Linked DNA regions of Mus musculus: region 2 is linked to region 1. Evidence: chromatin loops called from intact Hi-C (ENCODE). Cell type or tissue: left cerebral cortex. All regions are shown on one strand. Region 1 overlaps Ino80 (INO80 complex subunit). Region 2 overlaps Ino80 (INO80 complex subunit).

What was found. Hi-C counts contacts between places; a loop is a spot of excess contacts. Peaks named below come from ENCODE experiments on the same cell type or tissue, not always from the same donor. Only the 100,000 strongest peaks of a DNase experiment are listed, where the experiment ranks them.
Region 2: it touches region 1 in a loop (2.4-fold over the local background); 2 of 42 quality-filtered maps call a loop at or near these places.

Annotation. Positions count from the first base shown.
Region 1 is chr2:119,375,762-119,383,761 of GRCm38, forward strand. It overlaps Ino80 (INO80 complex subunit), which reads right to left. Exons shown (of 36, transcript NM_026574.4): 30 at 7,589-7,747; 31 at 7,103-7,205; 32 at 6,149-6,237; 33 at 4,205-4,360; 34 at 3,802-3,961; 35 at 1,586-1,801. Among named protein-coding and RNA genes, the nearest start is that of Chac1, 29 kb to the left of the region's middle. In left cerebral cortex, no CTCF peak of the experiment used is centred here; a DNase peak (open chromatin) is centred at 4,002.
Region 2 is chr2:119,437,753-119,445,752 of GRCm38, forward strand. Ino80 (INO80 complex subunit) reads right to left here. Exons shown (of 36, transcript NM_026574.4): 10 at 7,709-7,904; 11 at 6,695-6,762; 12 at 4,631-4,840; 13 at 3,861-3,941; 14 at 1,623-1,718. Among named protein-coding and RNA genes, the nearest start is that of Ino80, 36 kb to the right of the region's middle. In left cerebral cortex, no CTCF peak of the experiment used is centred here; no DNase peak of the experiment used is centred here.

The DNA.
Region 1 (8,000 bases):
CAATCCTTGTCACTTTTCATTCCTAGCTCTCAGTACCTGTTGGTTTTCTTAGGCCAGTCTACCTCCTTGCCTGCTGTACCCTTCCTGCTTCTCTGCTGTGTCACACTGCCTCATTCTCCGATGAGCCCCAGCACAGCAGCTTTGATTACTGCAGTGATTACTGTTTTCCAAGGACACAAATGAGCTAGCAAAGGGCTAACAAACAGCAGGGAAGGCTACTCTACTTATTTCCTTAATGAAACAATAATGAAAGCAGAGATCCTGCAATGGGAGAAAGGAGAAGGGAATCAACTTTTACTAAGCACTCACAATAGGCCAAGCACTTTCTATACAAGTATGCCTTTCCCTGCTTTAACAATTCTACTAGCCATCAGAAGTAAAAGGTTACCACTGTCTGCATCATGAGAACAAGGCCAGCTTCAGATACATTAAATTCTACCCAAAAACTTAACAAACAAGGATTGGAGAGATGACTCGATGGCTGCTGGTTGCTTTTCCAGGAGACCCGGGGTTCAATTCCCAGCATCCACATGGCAGCTCATGGCTATCTGTAACTCCAGTTCCAGACACTCCTCCACTCTAACACAGACATACATGCAGGGAAAACACCAATGCACATGAGAAAAAAATGAAAAAGAATTAACAAACAAGCTCCCCTCCCAAAACTTATGAGCTATGCTAAGCCCACCTGAGATTTTTGTTTGTAGCAGGGTAACTCTGGCTGGTCTAGAACCTGCCTCCTGGGTGCTGGGATTCTGAGCGTGTGCTATTATCTACCTGAGGCCAGACTTTGCATAGAAGGGAGGCAGCTCTGTGTGGGTTGTCTTACTGCACTTGGACGGCCTGCATTCTCACTTCAATCATCCTTTCTGTATCTCTATCTCAGTCGTTACTTCTCTCCACCTGTCAACAGTCCCTTCTCATTCATGACTTTCATTGCTCCTTCTCAGCATAACGTGTTGTGAACCTCAATATGCCATGGTGGTGTCAACTCTTGCATTTGTCTGAATCCTTTCTCACACACAATCCCAGTCTTCTCCATTCTGAATGATACTCCACAATTCTTATAGCAGGTCCATGGTTCCCCAGCTTTTGACCTGTAATCACAAGTAAGCTTGCCTCTTTCCTTCCATTATCTGTATACTGCTTATAAACCACTCCACAACGTGCTTCTCTTCTGGCTTGTTCCATTCAAGGGCACATGCATGCTCTACCAGCTCTACCCCTATGCACTCTTAGGTGTGCACTGCCTGAGGCAATGGCCCAGGTAGCTGGATAAATGTTAACTACCCTTGTTTGGATTACTGGAAAATAAATGTCCCAGAAAAACAAACAAACAAGCAAACAATAACCAACCAGAATTAAAGGGGAGGGGCAGAAAAACTGGATGTTTCAAGTGCAGCTCCTCCTTCAGTTCACTCTGACCACAGCTACTTCTACTTCACAGACAGCTATTTGTCAGGAGTGCAAGGGTGAGTCAGAACTGCTCAGTCCTAAGATGGTCTCCGGGTTTTGGCTTGGAATATCCTGCACACTCTATGTTAAATGGATTCTCAGACAGTCCTTGATCACAATCTGCACCAACCTTTAGACACATTGTACCCGTATGCAGCATAAGCAGCTGCAGAAGCTGCTGCAGCCCCTGCTTTGGCTCCTGCCATCGCAGCAGCACTGCCTGCAGTGGACTTGCGGCTTCGGCCTTTGCCTGCTCCTTTGGCTGTGCTTCCTGAACCCTTGGGGCGGCCTCGGCTTCGAGCTGAGTGACCACGTCCTGCAGCTGGCACTTCCTGAATGGAAATTCCTGTGGGAACGAATAGCCAAGAGGGAAAAAAATAAATCTCTTAAAATGCTAACAAATACCCCTGATAGGGAATACTGGCTCTCAAGGGGTCCTCTTTTGTTTGAGACAAGGTTTCCTAATGTTATTCAGGCTGACCTTTTTAAAACCCCCGATCTCAAGTAATCCTCCAATCTCAGACTGATATTCTGAGTTCTGAGACCATAGACACAGGATATGGTGCCTGACTCACTGAGATCTGAGGACATTTGGGGATGTCTTTTAACATAGCTATGATTTTCCTACTGTTGTCCCTTCTAAGGAGTGGCTCCACCATGGTTATTACTTTTTATTCTAGCCCATCACTAAATGAACTCCAAGACTTCCTTCAAAAACTAAAGTGTTCCCGCCTTCAACAACCAACTTCTATCTCTATTTAAAACAAAACAAAACAAAACAAAACAAAACAAAACAACCTTCTGGGCACTGAGCCCAGGTCTTGGATTAGTGCACGCTAGACAAGCACTCTGCCACCGAACCACTTCTAATCTTATGGCTAAGGTTGCTTTTTGTTTTTTGTTTTAAATTTAAATTTTGAGAGAGGGTCTCATTATGTAGCCAAGGTTGTTTCAAGGATGTTTCTACCTATCCTCCCCCTTCATAGCACTATGGTCAGTCCTATTTTCAGGCTTTGAAATTAAGATTCATCAAAAAGCAGTAGTAGTAACACTGGGCCTCATAAAACAACAAAAAAGAAATGTCCCCAAAGCCAACTTTAGTTAAAAACTAGCAAAATTCAGGGTTTGGGGAGCCGGTTCTACTGGAGAAAGTGCCTGCCATGGGAGCATGAGCCCTGAGCCTGGTCTCCAGGCTGTGAGAGCAGGCAGCACACACACAGGGATGGGGAGGCAGACACAGGTGGGTCCCTGGGGCTCGCTGGCCAGCCAGTTTAGCTCAAGCAGTGAGCACCAGGGTCAGTGACCTAACAACAAAAGAACTGGACAGTGACAGAAGTAGACGCCTGATGTGAACCTCTGGCCTCCATACAAATACACACCCAACGCACACACACCCCAACGCACACACACCCCAACGCACACACACCCCAACGCACACACACACCAACGCACACACACCCACCAACGTACACACACAACAACGCACACACACAACAACACACACACACACACCAACGCACACACACACCAACGTACACACACACCAACGTACACACACGCCAATCAGGAAAGACACCCACTGTCAGCCTTTGGCTTCTACATGCATATGCATGTCCCTACACACAATCACACACTTGAATACACACATACACACAGAAACACATACTCAATATGTAAAAAGTTAAAAAAAAGCTAGCAAAAATAAAGGTGAAATACTAAAGACAGAATAACTAGAAAACAATTAAAAAAAAAAAAAAACTTTACCAAGTTCTTATTTTGCTTCTCCTAAACATTACTTATTCCCTTTGCTTAGAAAGACGGTCAGGCAGTAAAGGCTGTTGATAGTGAGCCTGAGAGGCTGATTCAATCCCTGGGACCACAGTGGTGGAAGGAGAGAACCAATCCTTGTATTCTGTCCTTTGACCTCCACGTTGTGTATACACACACATACACACACACACACACACACACACACACACACACACACACACACACACACAATAAATAAAAATGTGCCAGATGTGGTAGTATATGCTTTTAATCCCAGGATGTGGAAATCAGAAGCAGGTGGATCTCTTATTAAGTTCAAGGACAACCTGGTCTACATAGCAAATGCCAGCACTATGTGAGAGACCCTGTCTTAAAAAAACCAACCAACCAACCAACCAACCAACAACAAAAACATCCAAAACAGAACAAAAAAGTTAATAACAACAACAACAACAACAACAACAACAATAAAATCCTGTATCCTAAAAGGAAGCAGAGCTCACTTACCCCCAGAGGAATGCTTCCCACTGAGCAGTGGAGCAGGCTGACGCTGTATGAAAGAGTAGCATCACTTACCATTCACAGTGTCTGACACAGAGCCTGTTATGGAAGCAGGAGAGTTGGTGGCTCTCGACTGAGGTGCTGAGGAGGCTGGGTCATCCACGATGACTAACATGTCACTGCTGCTCTCATCAGGGGGAATAGAGCCAGTGTGCAGTTCACTGCTGATTGAGATCTGGAAGCAGAAGGGCTGAGCTTACTAATAACTTCAATGGCTACAGCCCTCACACTCAAGTGAGAACATGCTCTGGGGGACATGTAGCATTTCTCCCTCCCATCTGCCTTTGGCTCTGAGAGTCAGCCTGTCCTTATACAACCCTTCCTACAAGGCTGGAAGTGAACACTGCCCACCATGTCCCTGCCACAAGGTCAGAGTGCAGTCCCACTGCTGTGATGTAGAACGCAGGAAGAGGCTCACCTCACTGAAAGGGCTGGGCATGGCTGAGTCGACACTGATGAAGGAATCATCCCCATCAGCGGAGAGGTTGGAGTTGTCAGCAGAGGGAACAAACGGGATCACGAGGTTCACACCCTCTTTCCTCCTCTTCCCATCCAACTCATCTTCCTTTTTCTTCTGGGAATACAAAGGTCAGAAAATACATAAAAACATGAGTATTTGCCCCAAAGAGAAAAGCGAGATTAACAAATAAAACAATTATAGGCAGAGTCTTGGTATATGGCTCTGACTAGCCTGGCACTTGTTACAGTTCCTGTTGTGGCCTCATTGTCCTGTCTAAGCCATGAGCACACACCCTACACTGACTTGAGACAGGGTCTTGCTCTATAGCTTAGGCTGACCTCAAATTTTCTCCATCTTCCTGACAGCATGACTATGCAGGCTCAATTAATTTTTCGTGTGTATAGGTTATGTGTGTACTGAGGACTGAACTAAAGGCCTCTCACACTCAGGGAAAGTGCTCCACCACTGAGCCACTTCTCAAGCCCTGAATCTTGAAGGAAGTGAAAACTCGCAGAGGAGGAGGAAGGCATACCCTTTCCTGACAGCCCATTTCTAGTCTGGCTCGCTCATTGACTGACTGACTGACTGTATGTGTGCATATGCATGCACTGCACTCACACGGAAGTCAGAAGACAGCTTGTGGGAATTACGTTCCACCACATAAATTCCTGGGATCCCACTCAGGTCATCAGGCTAGGCATCAAGTGTCTTTACCTTCTGAGCCATCTCACTGGCTTTTTCAGACAGAGCCATATTGTGTACATCTACTGCAGGGTTAAGATAGAGTGTACAATCATATGCGGTTGGCTCGATGGGAACTGGTGACTGCCACCTAAGCTGGATGATGCCAGTCCACCCCAGTCCATAGAAAGGTAGAAAGAGAGAAACAGCTCTACAGTTGTCCTCTGACTTCCCACACCCACTGTGGCATGTGTACACTATCACTCGCACAAAAGAACTACAGATTTCTGCATCTGCCTGCGTGAGAAAGCCACCCTTTATTCTTTGACAGGTTCTCTGTCCTCCCTTCTTCCCTCCCTCCCTCCCTGATCCATTTTTTAAGGATGATACCCTAGTCCTTTAACACTAAGCTATACCCCCAGACCTAGATATTGTTTCTGTATGTTAACGCTATTTTTATTTTGAGTAGTGGCAAGTAACGGGTTAGATATGAGAACAGAGTGAGGGAAAGAGGCTGCCAGGGAAGGAGCAGAAATGGCAGCCCAAACCAGGAGGACTTTGTGTTTCATTTTTAGGATTTTCCAAGTCTATAAAAGAAGTGAGTAGAAAGTATCCCCTCTTCACAGAGAGGGGCTCTAACAGACCAGCTCTAAGCTGCCAGCCATCAAAGGCCTACGAGCAAAGGGATCCAACCGCAGCCTGTTTTCTTTTCTGGAGATAGTCTCATTATGTAGCCATGACTGGTCTGGAACTCAGAGATCTGCCTGATTCTGTCTCCCAGTTGCTGGGATTAAAGGTGGTTCTCATCATGCTTGCCCAGGTCCTTTTAAAAGAGTCTATGAAAGAAGTCAGACACTCCTGAGTCAGAGACAGGAGGATATTTTGAGTTCCAGGCCAGCCTGGTCTACCCACTGCGTTCCAGGGCAGCAGGGATAAGTAGAAAGACCCTGACGCAAACCACATAAACTAAGTTCTATAAAAGCTAATTATGTACGTAGCATTATCCCCTTAGCTATCACAGTTATCACTGATTGTCCAGTCCAACTGGGACCAACACGAGCATGCGTGAGAAGGAAAAACTGATGCAAGCTGTGGTTTACTACGTAAAACAAATATGTGTGTAGGCGCCCGCCCATACATGCATGTATGGCACCCAAAGGCCTTTTGTGCTTCTAAAACTTATCCCAGGGCCTGGCCCCCCCACAAGCCATCTGGAGATACCTTTTCTGCGTACTTCTCCCGCTTGCGTTTGCGTTCTTTCACTCGGTTGCTTTCCTCCTGCTGCCGTTTCTCTTCCTGCCGCAGTCTCACTATCAAGAAAATGTAGGAGTCATAACTGTTATCCTCTGAAACTTAGGGCCATATCCTCTTGTGGTTGGTTCCCAAGGTGTAATTTTTGTTTAAGAAAAACTTTTATTTTGGTCTGGGCATATGCTTTCAATCCCAGGGATCAAGAGGCAAAGCTAGGCAGATTTCATAAGTTCAAGGCCAGCCTGGTCTACAGAGCTAGTTCCAGAACAGCTAAGGAAGGATACATAAAGAAATTCTGTTTCAGAAAAAAACAAAACAAAGCAAAACCCAAACAAACAAACAACAACAACAACAACAAAACAAAAGCCAAAACAAGAGAAAATATCGTTTTCCTAAATAAGGAACAATAGTTATTGGTATCTCAACAGCTTTTAGGTTCAAACCTGGATTCTACTCAATTATGTTGCTTCCTTGTCTTTTCTTCTTGAAAAGAGTTTAGTTTAGATGTAGAGGTGAGGAAGTACTCACAGGAACTCAGGGTAAATCTGAAACTCAATATTCTCAGAATATACAACTCTATGCAAAGGGTCTTTATAGTTATAGAAGCTTGCTGTTGAAATTATGTGTAAAATATTTTTCTGGGCCAGTGAGATGACTCACTAGGTAAAGGTATTTGCTACCAAGCCTGACAATGAGAATTTGAACCTGGAACTCATATAGTGGAAGGTAACCACAATCTCACACACACACACACACACACACACACACACACACACACACACACACACACACACACACTCATACACACTGCACACACACTCATACACACTGCACACACACACTCACTCTAGCCTTGGCATATGCAATGCTTATCTCATTCTGTAAATCTGGCAAGGGCAGAACTTCGGTTGCCAAAGTACATACGTTTCTTTTCCAGTTCTTCGTCATCTAGAAGAAGGCTAACCACCTCTTTGGGTTTCAAGGTATCTGGTTTGAAGTTCCCACCAGAAATCACCATGCGCTGAATCTAAACAAAGTGGATTAAAATGTCATCTGCATGTGTTCTTTCCCATACAGCAGCAGCAGCAGCAGCCCTGTGAAATCAGCTCCAAAGGGAGGCTTTGGCTCACTAGTTCTTGTTCACTGACCTGGCTCCTCTACATTATTTGTCCCAAAGAAAGGACAATTTGAAGATTTTTTTGGGGACAAACCAAGGTGAACTCTGAAATGTCACCCTTCCTGGTATCAGTGTACACAGGAGCTAGTAAGACTAAGTAAGGTACAGGCTCCAATGCTTACCAAGAACACTAGTTTGTCTGCCTAATGAAATATAAGTCTTAAATAATTTCGGTACAGTACTGACTGCTTTCTGTCCCTCCAGCACGATCACCCTTCCTTCCCCGTGCTCACCTCACTCTTTTCCTTGGCTCTCTGCAGAATACGCTCCTCAATTGTGCCTTTACAGATAAGCCGGTACACAGTGACCTGTTTTGTTTGCCCCAAGCGGTGGGCCCTATCCATGGCCTGCTGGTCTACAGTGGGGTTCCAGTCACTGTCGTAGAAAATCACCTGCATAGACAAGAAAAGGATACAACAAAAATGGATGTTCTGAGTGCAGGACAGAAATTCTGAGAGCAGTATAGCCACTTATCTGTCTACAAAACTAGTGTTAGTCATGTCCAATTTCTTTCTATGGTGTAATGATGAAAAAGAAACTCCTTAAAAGACCAAGCTATATGTGTGTTGCTCTGGAAAACTAGGCATGCCCCCCGTCTTTCCAGTTTTCACTGAAAAGATCCAACTATGAACTAGACAGACAGAT
Region 2 (8,000 bases), 62 kb after region 1:
TAGCCATTATAAGCAGGACCAAGACTACCTTTAGAGTATTAAGAAAAATGAATTAATATGAATAGACTAAAATACAATGTAAAATTTGGAAAAATATACTTTGAAACAAGATAGATATTTCTATCATTTCACCATGACCATCAATTGATATGGAAAATGCCATAATTAACTTAAATTGGACTTTGAATTTCTCACTTACATAGTATAAAGATATACGTATTGGCTCTCTTATTACTCTCATAAGTAATTTTTCTAAGAAAGAAATATAAGGCAGCTGGGAATGACGACTCTCACTTCCAGCACTTGGCAGGTTGAGGCAAGAAGATCAGGAGGTCAAAGTCATTCCCAGTCACTCGACAAGTTCAAAGCCAGCCCAGGTACACCAGACTATTTATCAACAAACAAAGCAAAACAAACAAACAGCTAGACGTCATGTTTCACCTAGAATCCCATCAGTTAGAAACAGAAGCAGGCTGACTACCTATCACAAGTTCAGAGCCAGCCTGGACAACATAGTGGATTCTAAGATAGGCTCCTGGAGTACTGGAGGTAGAGTATAGTTCTGTCTCTAAAACAGAAGAAAACAAATGAAGCAAATACAGATATAAGGGACTTGATAGGTAGTTCACTTTGTACAGTGACAGTCTAGCCTGCATGAAGCTCTGTGATTCCTAAAGCCACATAAACCTTGTGTGGTGGCATATATACTTAGAAACACTGGCTACATAACAAGTCTGAGGACAGCATATAACACATAAGACTGTATCAAGGAAAACAAACATATGGAGGCTGAAGAGATGGCTTAGCAGTTCAGAGTACCCACTGCTCTCCTCAAGCACCTGAGTTTGGTCCCCAGCACCTGTATCAGGCAGTTCCCAAGCACCTGTAACTCCAGTTCTAGAAGATCCAACTACCCACACATAACTATGCACATTGAAAATAAAAAGTAGAAGAGTGGGGTGCACATCCTTCATCCCAGCAATCAGGAGACAGAGAGAGGGAACCAAAATGAGAAAATGCCTCCATAATATTGGCCTGTATACCAGGTGTGGTAACACAGGACTTTATTCACAGCACTCTGGAGGTAGGGACCAATGGATCTCTAGGAGTTCAAGGCCAGCCTGGTCTATATAGAGAGTTTCAAGATAGACAAGGTTGCATATAGAGACCCTGTCTCAAACAAATAAACAAACAAAACAAAACAAAAAAGCAAAAAAAAAAAAAAAAAAAAAGAAAAAGAAAAAGAAACAAAACCAAGATTAGCCTCTAAGCAAGTCTGTAAGTGATAGATGTGGAAGGTCCTATCCTGCAGCGGGCGGGGCCACACCTTCATAGATGACTGATGAAAAAGGCAGGCTGAGCAAACTATGAGAACAAACCAGTAAGCAGCACACTAGTTCTAAGGCCTCTGCTTCAATACCTGCCTCCAGGTTCCCGATTGCTTGAGCTCCTGCTCAGAATTCCTTAAAGGATGATGAAATATAAAGCTGTGAACTAAAATGAACCCTGTCTTCTGTGCTGCTTTCGGTTACAGTGTTTACTACAGCACAGAAGTCTAAGACAATTAGACAGCAGTAAACAAGGGTCAGAAAGCTTATCTTAAAGAACAAGAGGATCTTTACCTTAAATTTAGGAACAAATCTTGTAAACTCCTGGTGCCAATTATTAAGTGTAGAAGCAGGTGAAATTATTAAGAAAGGTCCCCAAATGTTTTCTCTCTGCAACAGAAAATGAGGTTAGCCTGCTGTAGGAAAACTGAAGTTATTTAATCCTAAATAATCAACCCATGACAAGAGAAGTTTAAAAATAGATATTACTGTAACAAGAGAAACTGTGCCTATCTCCCAAGTGTCTACACATATCTTTCAATGAAAAGCAATGTTAGTATAAAAATGACACACTAAGGAGGTAAAGTACTAAGCAGTGACACTCGTGACTTTTGGGTCTTAATTTCATTCATAACATGTGCATGACATGGAGCTGGAGAAATGGCTCAATGGTTAAGAGCACTGATTGCTCTTCAAGAGGTCCTGAGTTCAATTCCCAGCAATCACATGGTGGCGCACAACCATCTGTAATAGAATCCAATGGCCTCTTCTAGTGTCTGATAGCAACGGTGTACTCATATACATAAAATAAATAAATCTTTTAAAAAAATGTGTGTGTAACATACTAATTCACTTTTATTTGTTCTACGATGTTATCACAATTTCACTGTTAATAAAGTAGAAGAATGCTAATTTTTTCATAGTATGTATTACACATTTTCTCATTTAAATTTTATAAAATCTGCCAGGTGGCAGTGGTGGTGGCCACAGTATAGTCCTTTAATCCCAGCACTCAGGAGGCAGAGGCAGGTGAGTCTCTAAGTTCAGGCCAACCTGTTCTACAGAGTGAGTTTCAGGACAGCTAGAGTTATACCTGACTAAACGCTGTCTCAAAAAAAAAAAAAAAAAGAGGGGCTGGAGAGATGGCTCAGCGGTTAAGAGCACTGACTGCTCTTCTGAAGGTCCCTCTTCCGGTGTGTCTGAAGTATACTTATATTTAATAATAAATAAATCTTTGGGTGGGATAGAGCGGGCTTGAGCAAGCAGAGTTGAATTTCCAGAAATCACATGATGGCTCACAACCATCTGCACAGCTACAGTGTACTCATATATATAAAATAAATAAATAAATAAATAAATCTTTTTAAAAAAGAGAGAGAAGAGGAAGAAGAGGAGGAGGAAGAGAAGGGGAGAAAAATTATTGCTGTAAGGTATATATTACCTCTGATTTGGAAAAAGTAGACAACTAGGCACCAGAGATTTAAAGACTCACCTCAAAGAGGATAAGTCGGCTGACTATATGACATGGCTAGAAAAAGTAGTGTTGTGATGGAAATCCACTACCAATTTTTTTTTTTTTTTTTTGGTTTTTCGAGACAGGGTTTTTCTGTATAGCCCTGGCTGTCCTGGAACTCACTTTGTAGACCAGGCTGGCCTCAAACTCAGAAATCCGCCTGCCTCTGCCTCCCGAGTGCTGGGACAAAAGACGTGCACCACCACGCCTGGCTCCACTACTAATTCTTGCAACCATAAAGTCCTTGACACTATATCAGTACTTCTTAAAAGGAAGTAAAAGACAAGAATTCTAGCTATACTTGTTCAAATACTGTTTTGGCCCCACTGAGAACAAAAAAGGTCTGGGGCTGTAGATAGCTCCAGTTAAAAGCACTGGCTACTCTTTCAGAGGACCTGAGTTTAATTCCTAGGACCCACGTGGTAGCTAACAACTGTCTATAATTCCAGTTCCAGGGGATCCAATGCCCTCACACAAACATATATGCAGTTAAAAACCAATGCAAATAAATAAATCATTATTTTAAAAACGTCTTGAGCTGGGCGGTGGTGGCACACGCCTTTAATCCCAGCACTCAGGAGGCAAAGGCAGGCAGATTTCTGAGTTCCAGGCCAGCCTGGTCTACAAAGTGAGTTCGAGGACAGCCAGGGCTATACAGAGAAACCCTGTCTCGAAAAAACAACAACAACAACAAAAAAGTCTTCAGGTATAGCAACAAATTCGGCTATTTTCATATACTACCAAGAGTAACACTGCTTTTAAGTGGCTCATTGTCGACGGTGATGCAGGTCTTTAATTCCAGTACTTGGGAGAAAAGGCAGGCAGATCTCTGGGTTGGACGCCAGCCATATCTGTACAGTGAGGTCTAGGATAGCCAAGGCTATACAGAGAAACCCTGTTTTGAAGGGTGGAGGGAGAAGTGGGGAGGAGAGGGAAGTAGGGGGGATGAGAGGGAGGGGAGGAAAGGGGAGGGGAGGCCTAAGTTAAGGAAAACAAGATTGACAATTCCATCTACTCACCTCAGCCAGATGGGCCAGGAGGGCAATGCTCTGTACAGTTTTACCAAGACCCATTTCATCAGCAAGAATTCCATTAATACCCTGAGAGACAGAGAGAGTAAGAGACACATGATCAACACCTGATTGCACCCATTAGAATTCATTTCACTTAATGCCAAAAGAGCTCAAAAGACAGCAAAGATTGATTGGAGAGATACTCAGTACCAAGACTATTAAATCACTACTGCAATAGTTTCTTTTAGCAACACTAGAGATATATGTGTGATTCATGATATATTAGACCAAGACTAAGGCCAGTTCTTTACCTAATGTAGCACATATTAAGCAAACAATGCAGTTTACCAAGACCATCTAAGACATACTATATACACTGGATACACACAGAATATCCAAGTTAGAAATACTGATACCTTTCTGACTCTAACATGATAGTGAAGTTTTGAAAATGGAGAAATTGCTCAGTGGTTAAGAGCACCGCTGCTTTTGCAAAGGATTCAAGTTCAGTTTCTATTGCCCACATGGCTCACACCCAGCTCTAACTCCGGTTCTAGGAATCTGATGCCCTCTTTTGATCTCCATGCAGACTGCATGCCTATGGTGTAGTTACATACAATACAGGCAAACATTCTTACAGACATAATAAAAACAAGTAAATCTTTAAAAAATAAATAAATAAAAGCTAAAGGTAAACTCACTTCATAATTACATTAATCAAAAGAAAAACAGATGTTAAAGTAAAAAGAATAGGCTCAATAGAGTTCTAAATTTACCTGTTCATATAAATTTGCTAACCAGTTCATGCCTTTCAGCTGGTAACCTTTCAACTTGCCATTGAAAATAGTGGGTTGCGGAATATCCTCACCGGCCCGGATAGATGGATTTGCTAAGCTATAACTCTCCCCAAACCCAGAGCCAGACTTGTCTGCTGCCCTAAGGGCAGCTGCCCGACTTTCTTTTGCATCTTCATCAAATGACCTTGTCTGGAAAATAAAAATGTCAAGAAAAATATATAAGAATTTTTTAAATTAACATAAAATTTATCAACATTTTTACACTATGCTAATAATGTTTCTAATATCTTACTGAGTTAATGTAACAATTATATTAAAATGTTTTTATTACCATACTAAGCTATGTTGCTCACTAATTAAAACTATTTGTTCCAAGTTCTGATATAAGAGTTTGGGTACATAGGAGACTATGTTAACCATAATGAAAGTACATGATCTACTTGAATAAAAACTTTTACCAAAAAAAAAAAAAAAAAAAAAAAAAAAAAAAAAGACCAAAAAGCCGGGCATGGTGGCGCACGCCTTTAATCCCAGCACTCGGGAGGCAGAGGCAGGCGGATTTCTGAGTTCGAGGCTAGCCTGGTCTACAAGTGAGTTCCAGGACAGCCAGGGCTACACAGAGAAACCCTGTCTCGAAAAACCAAAAAAAATAAAAAAAAAATAAAAAAATAAAAAAATAAAAACTTTTATTATCAAAGTCAATGCTTTGAAAAATAAACATATCTAGTAAATATTAAAAAGCAAAAGAAGCTTTAATACAAAACTTAATCGAAGGAATTGTGTGAAAGTGGAATTTGTGTCTATTCTGTTTATTTGTTTGATATTTTGAGACAGGGTCTTTCTACATAACCCTGGCTGCCCTGGCACTCAGTACATAGACCACCAGGCTGGCCTGAAACTTACAGAAATCCTCTACACCACTCTGCCTCCCAGGTGCTGGGATTAAGGGTGCAAACCAGCACACCTGGCAGTAGCTAGTCTTAACCCTGGCAAAGTAGAAGGCTCCTCTGCAGCACACTGAACTGCACTGTCTTCACTCATTTCAGCCCATATGCAGTTCATTATTAATTTTATTAAAGATCATTAGCTCCTCAAGGGCAGTGGACCTAGATTCAGTTCCCAGCACATACATGACAGCTCACAAACAACCTTACTCCAGTTCCAGGGGACCTGGCATTCTCTTTTGATCCCTGTAGGCACCAACCATACACATAGTGTAAATATATACTTGTAAACAAAACATTCATACAGACAAAATAAAAGTAAATCTTTTTTTTAAAACCACTAGCTCAGAAATCAGAGGACAAATAAGTGCTTGAGTGAAAGACAGCAGTTACTTAGTTTTCACAAGGCATAGCACTCTTGACAGACTTTTTTATTAAACAACCCATGATTAGTCAAGAGGATACAAAACAACAAAAAACAGTTTGTAGCTCAACTATAAACCTTTCAACATTACTAATAATAAAAATTCTATACAAGTGAACACTTGTTATTCTGCCATCTCAAGCTATTAGTACTAGTTTAAAGCAAAGGCAGGGGTCTGAGGGATGGCTCACTAAATAAAAGCACTGGCTGATCTTCCAGTTCAAGTCCCAGTACCCACATGGTGGCAAGAACCATCTGTAACTGAAGTAAGGAAAGCCTTCACCCTATATACAGTCTGAGTCTCACAAACACATACACATACATAGATATACACACACACACACACACACACACACACACACACACACACACACACACACACACACACACACACCACACACACACTAACCAGTGTGTTAAACTGAAAACAATGAACAAAGAATAAAATAAAGTAAGAAACTGGCACATTTCCTAGGATAACTACAATATACCTTTGCCTCCCCCTCCCCTTTTTTTGGGACGGGTCTCACTATGTATCCTTGGCTGGTCTAGAACTGATATTGTCCACCAAGCTAGCCTCACACTCATGGAGCTCCATCTGACTCTACCTTCCTGAGTGCTGGGATCAAAGGTGTGGTCACCATGCCCAGCCTGCCTTTTGACTTAAAGACTTACTCGAGCTTGGTGAATATGATAAGCATTTTCAGCATTCTTCAGGGCCTGGGCTTTAAAATGGTTACTATCTGAAAAGAGAAAACACGTAGATTATTGCACTTAGAATTATCACGTCTTCAAAGATTTATCCCACACATAAGTGGATTCCCAGTTTCCCACTGTATTTATCCCAAGATTAACAAAGGACAAGGAGTGGGCAAAAACCTAGAAACAAGTAAGGCATGGTGACACACAACTTTAATGCCAGCACTTAGTAGGAAGAGGCAAGTAGGTTTCTGTGTGTTCCACGCCACTCTGGTCTACACAGTGAGTTTCAGGACAGCCAGAGTGAGACACTATCTCAAAAAAACTACAACAAAAATAAACAAACAACAGAACCTAGACGTATAAAGTAGCTGCGGCTGTCTCTTGTCTCCAAGAGTGAAAGACAGCACACAAAACCCAACTGGGAGTTAAGATCTACAATCTCTCAGTCCTATGGTTTCTTTATAAATTGATATCAATTACCAGGATAGGCAAGACCAACATGCAGATTCAAAATTATATTTATGTGGGGAGAAAGCAATTGAAATCTATACATGTGTTAATACTCAAGATACTCTGAAATATTTCCATTCTGCATTTCTAGGTCAACACGATCTTAATTACTACACTATGAAAATACTCTAACCATGTAACTGAAGATGACCTCCAACTTCTGATCCTCTTGCCTAACCTTCTGAAGTGTGAGATCACTACCACCTGGTTTATGTGATGCTAGGTATCAAGTCCAGGGATTCGTGCAGCTAGGCAAACATTCTCTCTTCCCAGGCCTCTACTGAAAATTCTTAAGTTATTTTATAGGCTTCCTTTGCAGAAATACACGTATTTTCTTGATCCAGTGCATTAAATCTCCCATTTCTGAGCAGTATTATGCACGAATTAGGACAAAACCTGTAAGAATTTTAACATACACAACCTTGATGTGAAAAAAGAAGGCTACCTACTTCCACTACTTCCTGACTCAGGACTTACCATAGTCTTCTTGGGTGATGTTAACCACCACTCCTCCACCAATGTCAATTTGTCTCTGGGTAGAACTATCTTCTAGTTTCCTTAAGATTTCTTCCTGGATTCCATCATGACCCATATCACGTTTTCGACTCATAAAATGAGCATACAATTCTGTCTGAGTGATTAAGAAGTTGAGTTTTCGTTGTTGCCTCTTGGCCTAAAGTAGGGTGGAAATTGAAGGTAAGAATATCCAAGTCATAAATTATATGTAGTCAACAGAATTTAGCAAATCTTAATAAAAGCCTGTGTATAA